Regions from separate parts of the Homo sapiens genome. Here region 1 is linked to region 2. Evidence: read pairs that join two places in POLR2A ChIA-PET (ENCODE). Cell type or tissue: CD4-positive, alpha-beta T cell. All regions are shown on one strand. Region 1 overlaps UCK2 (uridine-cytidine kinase 2). Region 2 overlaps TMCO1 (transmembrane and coiled-coil domains 1).

The links. Peaks named below come from ENCODE experiments on the same cell type or tissue, not always from the same donor. Only the 100,000 strongest peaks of a DNase experiment are listed, where the experiment ranks them.
Region 1: POLR2A ChIA-PET joins it to region 2 with 5 read pairs; 6 of 35 experiments call an interaction of 5 or more read pairs at or near these places.

The regions. Positions count from the first base shown.
Region 1 is chr1:165,883,806-165,886,305 of GRCh38, forward strand. All of the region lies in intron 1 of UCK2 (uridine-cytidine kinase 2), which reads left to right. Among named protein-coding and RNA genes, the nearest start is that of MIR3658, 23 kb to the right of the region's middle. In CD4-positive, alpha-beta T cell, no CTCF peak of the experiment used is centred here; a DNase peak (open chromatin) is centred at 1,016.
Region 2 is chr1:165,733,899-165,736,398 of GRCh38, forward strand. All of the region lies in intron 6 of TMCO1 (transmembrane and coiled-coil domains 1), which reads right to left. Among named protein-coding and RNA genes, the nearest start is that of TMCO1, 34 kb to the right of the region's middle. In CD4-positive, alpha-beta T cell, no CTCF peak of the experiment used is centred here; no DNase peak of the experiment used is centred here.

The sequences.
Region 1 (2,500 bases), 150 kb after region 2:
AGAAAAGAATAGATGGCTTTGCAGATATTCCAGGGAAGCATTTGAGTGACACCTCTCTATTGTGCCACTTAATCAGTTGGATTGGAAGTTGAGCCAGCAGGTTTGAACCTTGTTCTTAGTTTTAAACCAGGGCAAATTACTGGTGCTTTGGTTTTCTAATGCCTGTAAATTAGAGCTTCTGAGCCATGTGGGGAGCAACCCCTACCCGCAAAGGAGTGATGTAATGTCTGGGGGCTGCAATGGTTTTTTCCTTTGAGATGGATACCATATAAGCTAGTGGTGATACTTACTTTATGATAGTGACAGGGAAAGCTACTGCCAAGAGTAATTGATGTGACCCACACATAGTCCCAGAGCCAAGGAGCTAGATGGGATCTTCCTGCCTGAGGAGGCCAAGCGTCTGGCCTTCAAGCATTCTTCTCTGCTGTGATGTTGTTTCCCGTCCTGAAAAGCAGGGAGGAAATGATCAATCAGTGTGCCTCAACCTGGAGCCGATTGGCTGTGGTTGCTAAGTTTTCTTCCCTCTGAGCAGCCCTCCCTGTGATTCTGAAGCAGCTCATTCGGAGTGTTACAACAGACATCTTGATGGGATTCAAAAATGTTGGGCAGCATGGTTATCTGGTCTTCTTCTGTAAGGATGACTGTGAGGTGTGCCAGCCCATTCCCGTAGGGACACACCTAACCCGACGCCCTCCCAAGGGCTGAATTGTTCTGAGCTGTCCAGGCTTGGGCTATGTCAGGTTCTGAGCACTGAAGTGTAGTGGAGGGTATATGACAAAGAGGCGACAGAGCTGATTACCCTGCTTGTTTTCTTTTATTTATTCAGTGGTCTTGGAACTGGGCAAGAGGATTTTATGGATTAGCTCCTGGAAGACACACACTAGAACTAACATAGTAAGATTGTGTTTAGGCTGTCAGAGCCACCTCCAGGGTGAGAACGATTTTAGAGAAATATCCTTTGTGTAGCAATACAGGAACCTATGCTGGCTCAACAGCTGCCCTTTTGGAAACTGCCAGCCGAAGGGGCCTGTTGATGAGCTGTTTACTGCCACTGGGGCTTCCCAAATGGGAAGTCTCTGCTAAAGGAGTTCATTGTTCAGCATGTCTAGTGGACCCTGGCTCCTAACAGCTGGATTCTTTTGAACATAATAAACATTTCTAGAACAGGTTTTCTTGGTGAGCTTTTAGCTTCCTTTTAATAGGCACATCACTTGCCTGCCTTTAGTTCTATGAAGTTCAACATAAATGTTGACTTTAGTGATGCAGTGGGACAAAACAGTATTATATTTCTCATCAGTTCCCTCCCTGTCTCCCTTCCCCTGTCATTGTTTTCCAGAGGTAAAGTACATTTATGGAGAACATCGGGGTGAATGCCAAAGCGGCTTATGTTCTAAAATAGTGAAAAGAATTGTGCAGTTGGAGTTAGACCTATGGTTTGAGACTCAGCTTTGGGACTGAGCAAATCATTTCACGTGATCAATTTTCTAAGCTCCAGTTTCCTCATTAGGAAAAAAGAAGACAAAGTAATACTTGTTGTAATGGAATTAAATGAGATAATGTCTTCAGAATGCCATGTAAGTAAAGAAATTGTGAATCACCTTCACTGATTTGTTCCATAGATTTTGTTTTTTCCTTTCTTAAAATACCTTGTATTGACCTTCACCTAACTTTGTATTTGGACAACACCCAACAGTCCTAGCAGACCTTTAACCCTCCCGACTCCAATTTCAGTAATGTGTTAGAAGTGGCAGGGACAGAATATATTCTGGATTCATTCACTAAATATAGAGATATTATACAAAATGAAGCTGAACTCACGCTCCAGTGGGCAGTGTCAGTTTGCCTGTGAGACAGCGCTATGCAGCTGCAGCCACTAAGTGTCTAGGCACTGGAGATGGACGGCTAGAGTGGGAATCCTGGCTCCATTCAACCTCTCTTTGCCTCTATGTTTGCCATCAGTGGTGTGGATATGATAATAATTCCCATCACATAAGCTTGTGGTATGCAAATGAGATCATTTTAAAGTGCTGAGCCCAGTACCTAGCATATAGAAAGAAATGGGGCTTTTATTATAGTGATAATAATTTTTAATTGTGGTAAAATACACATAACATAAAATTTACCATCGTAACCGTCTTTAAGTGTACATCTCAGTGGTGTTGAGTATATTCACATTATTGGATGACCAAATTCCAGAACCCTTTCATTATATAAAATCCATTCAACAACTCTTCATTTTCCCCTCCCCTCAGCCCCTGGCAACCACCATTTAACTTTCCGTTTCTATGAATTTGACTTTGCATAGTGCATTTCACTTTGCATAGTGAAATCCTATGGTATTTGTCTTTTTGTGACTATTAATATAATTGTTAAGTCTTAGCCCACTGTAACAGTTGTACCCTTTCCCATTTTAGATTTCTATAGGCTCAGGATTGCCTGCCTTCTCAAACCCTGGTTATTGGTGGATTATTTCTCTTTCTTTTCTTTTTTTCTCTCTTAT
Region 2 (2,500 bases):
TGATTAAGAACCAGTGATCAAGAAACGGAAGTTGTTGGTTGCTAACTGGATATTTTGGGAAGACCCAGGTCAATGGCAATAAACACATTCTGCTGAATTTTATTCCTTAGTCATTTAGCTAAAATAACACACCTATGGCAATCCTCAGTTCACTCTGTTAGTTTCTCTGACATCTGGCAACCAGTCTTCACTTCCAATTAATCGCAATATCTCATTAATTCCCACAATGTAATCTTTACTCTATCAACAAAGCTGTATATAAAATCTAATCACTTCAAAACGACCCTTTCCAATATTACCAGGGCTCTCACATTATATCTGACTAGACTATTTGGGAAAAATAATGTAGAGATTAAATATTTACTAAAAAAACCTTATCGTACAAGCTTGATATCGCTGAAATATTATTGGGTTAGCAATCAGAAAACTTGGGTTACAGTGCTGACAAACTAGACAATAAAACAATAGGAGTATCTTTTCATTTTACCAAATCTCAATGTCCTTACTGTTAGAAAAAAGAGGGTTGACTAGATCAATCATTTTCAGACCCTTAAAGCCTTTAATAACTCTTTTATTTTTTAATTTTTAAAATAAATTTCTATTCTTTTTTATTTTTATTTTTTGAGACGGAGTCTTACTCTGTCGTCCAGGCTGGAGTGCAGTGGTGTGATCTCAGCTCACTGCAACCTCCACCACCTCCTGAGTTCAAGCAATTCTCTTCCTTAGCCTCCCAAGTAGCTGGGATTACAGGCGCCTGCCACCATGCCCGGCTAATTTTGTATTTTTAGTAGAGACAGGGTTTCACCATCTTGGCCAGGCTGGTCTTGAACTTCTGACCTCGTGATCCACCTGCCTTGGCCTCCCAAAGTGCTAGGATTACAGGTGTGAGCCACCGCGCTCGGCCCATCGTTTTTTGTTTTGTTTTGTTTTGTTTTGTTTTTTTGCACACAATTCACAGAGATTAACAGAAGCCTTTTGAAAAATAAAATGTGATGTATAAAAGCCCAATACAGAAAACAAATAAAATAGGGTAGAAAACGGAAGCTCCCTTCTGGGACCTTCTTAACACATATCTTATAAAGTGGAAATAAAAATTCTGAAAGATAAGCACATCAAATCTGCACTAGAGTAATGTCACTTCCTTTGTAATGATGAATGAATATTTTCTGTCTTAGGTTGATCAAAGGCCCTCTTTGTAATAAAGGTCTTTTCTGCTGCGGTCAGGAGATTAAGTGACAATCTCTTTCTCTCCCTCTCACTTCCTCCTTCCTTTCCTCTTTCTCCCGTATCTTTCCAATGAAAATGTCCCTAGATCTCTTTTAGCTCCTTCTTTGAGGATCAGTCAAGGAGAATATTCTGAATTTTAGCTTAGTGCAGAAAGACAAAATGTTTTATTTTTTGAAAATCTCATAATGGAGGGCATAACCCCAGTTGGCACTGTGAAGAGTGTCTAAAACTCAGAATAAACTATAATCTTACTGGTTTGAAGAATCAAAAAGCTACTGGAAAACCACAGCTACTGGAAATAGAGAAAGAATCCTGGAAAACAGAGAGACAACAAAAAAGGAGCCTCAAATTTTGCATATAAACTCTGCCCCCAAATCTCTGCTTAATTTTTTTTTTTTTTTTTTTTGGAGACAGAATCTTGCCCTGTCACCCAGGCTGGAATGCGGTGGCGCAGTCTCAGCTCACTGCAACCTCTGCCTCCCAGGTTCAAGCGATTCTCATGCCTCAGCCTCCTGAGTATCTGGGATTACAGACATGCACCACCATGCCTGGCTAATTTTTGTATTTTTAGTAGAGACGGGGTTTCAACATGTTGGCAAGGTTGGTCTGGAACTCCTGACCTCAAGTGATCTACCCGCCCTGGCCTCCCAAAATGCTGGGATTACAGGCATGAGCCACCACGCCTGGGTCTGCTTAATTCTTAAACTATGTACAAGGCAGCCAATAAGCAGCCCAGTTAAGACTAAAATAACTGACCTGAGACTTCAGCTGCCATCTACCACAAAGGAGAGTTTGGAGTTTGAGTGCTGCTATGGTCTGAATGTTTGTTTCCCTTACAAATTCATATGTTGAATCCAAACTACCAAGGTGTTAGAAGGTGGGAACTTTTGGAGGTGATTAGGTTATGAGGGCTCTGCCCTCTTTAATGGGATTGTCCTTTCAAAAAAAAGGTCCCGAAGAGCTGCCCTGTGCCTTCCACCATGTGAGGATGCAGACAGAAGGCACTCTCTATGAACCAGGCAGGAAACAGGACCTCACCAGACACCGAATTTGCCTTGATTTTGGACTTCTCAGCCTCTAGAAGAGTAAGAAATAAATTTCTATTGTATATGGTATTTTGTTATAGTAGCCCTAATGGACTAAGACAAATGCCAGGTTAACTGCCTGCCTATACAAAAATATCAACACTTCTTCCAAAGAATAAAAGAATCCAGAATATCTTCAACCTATCGTTTACATTATCCAGGATATGATCCAAAATTACTAGATATAT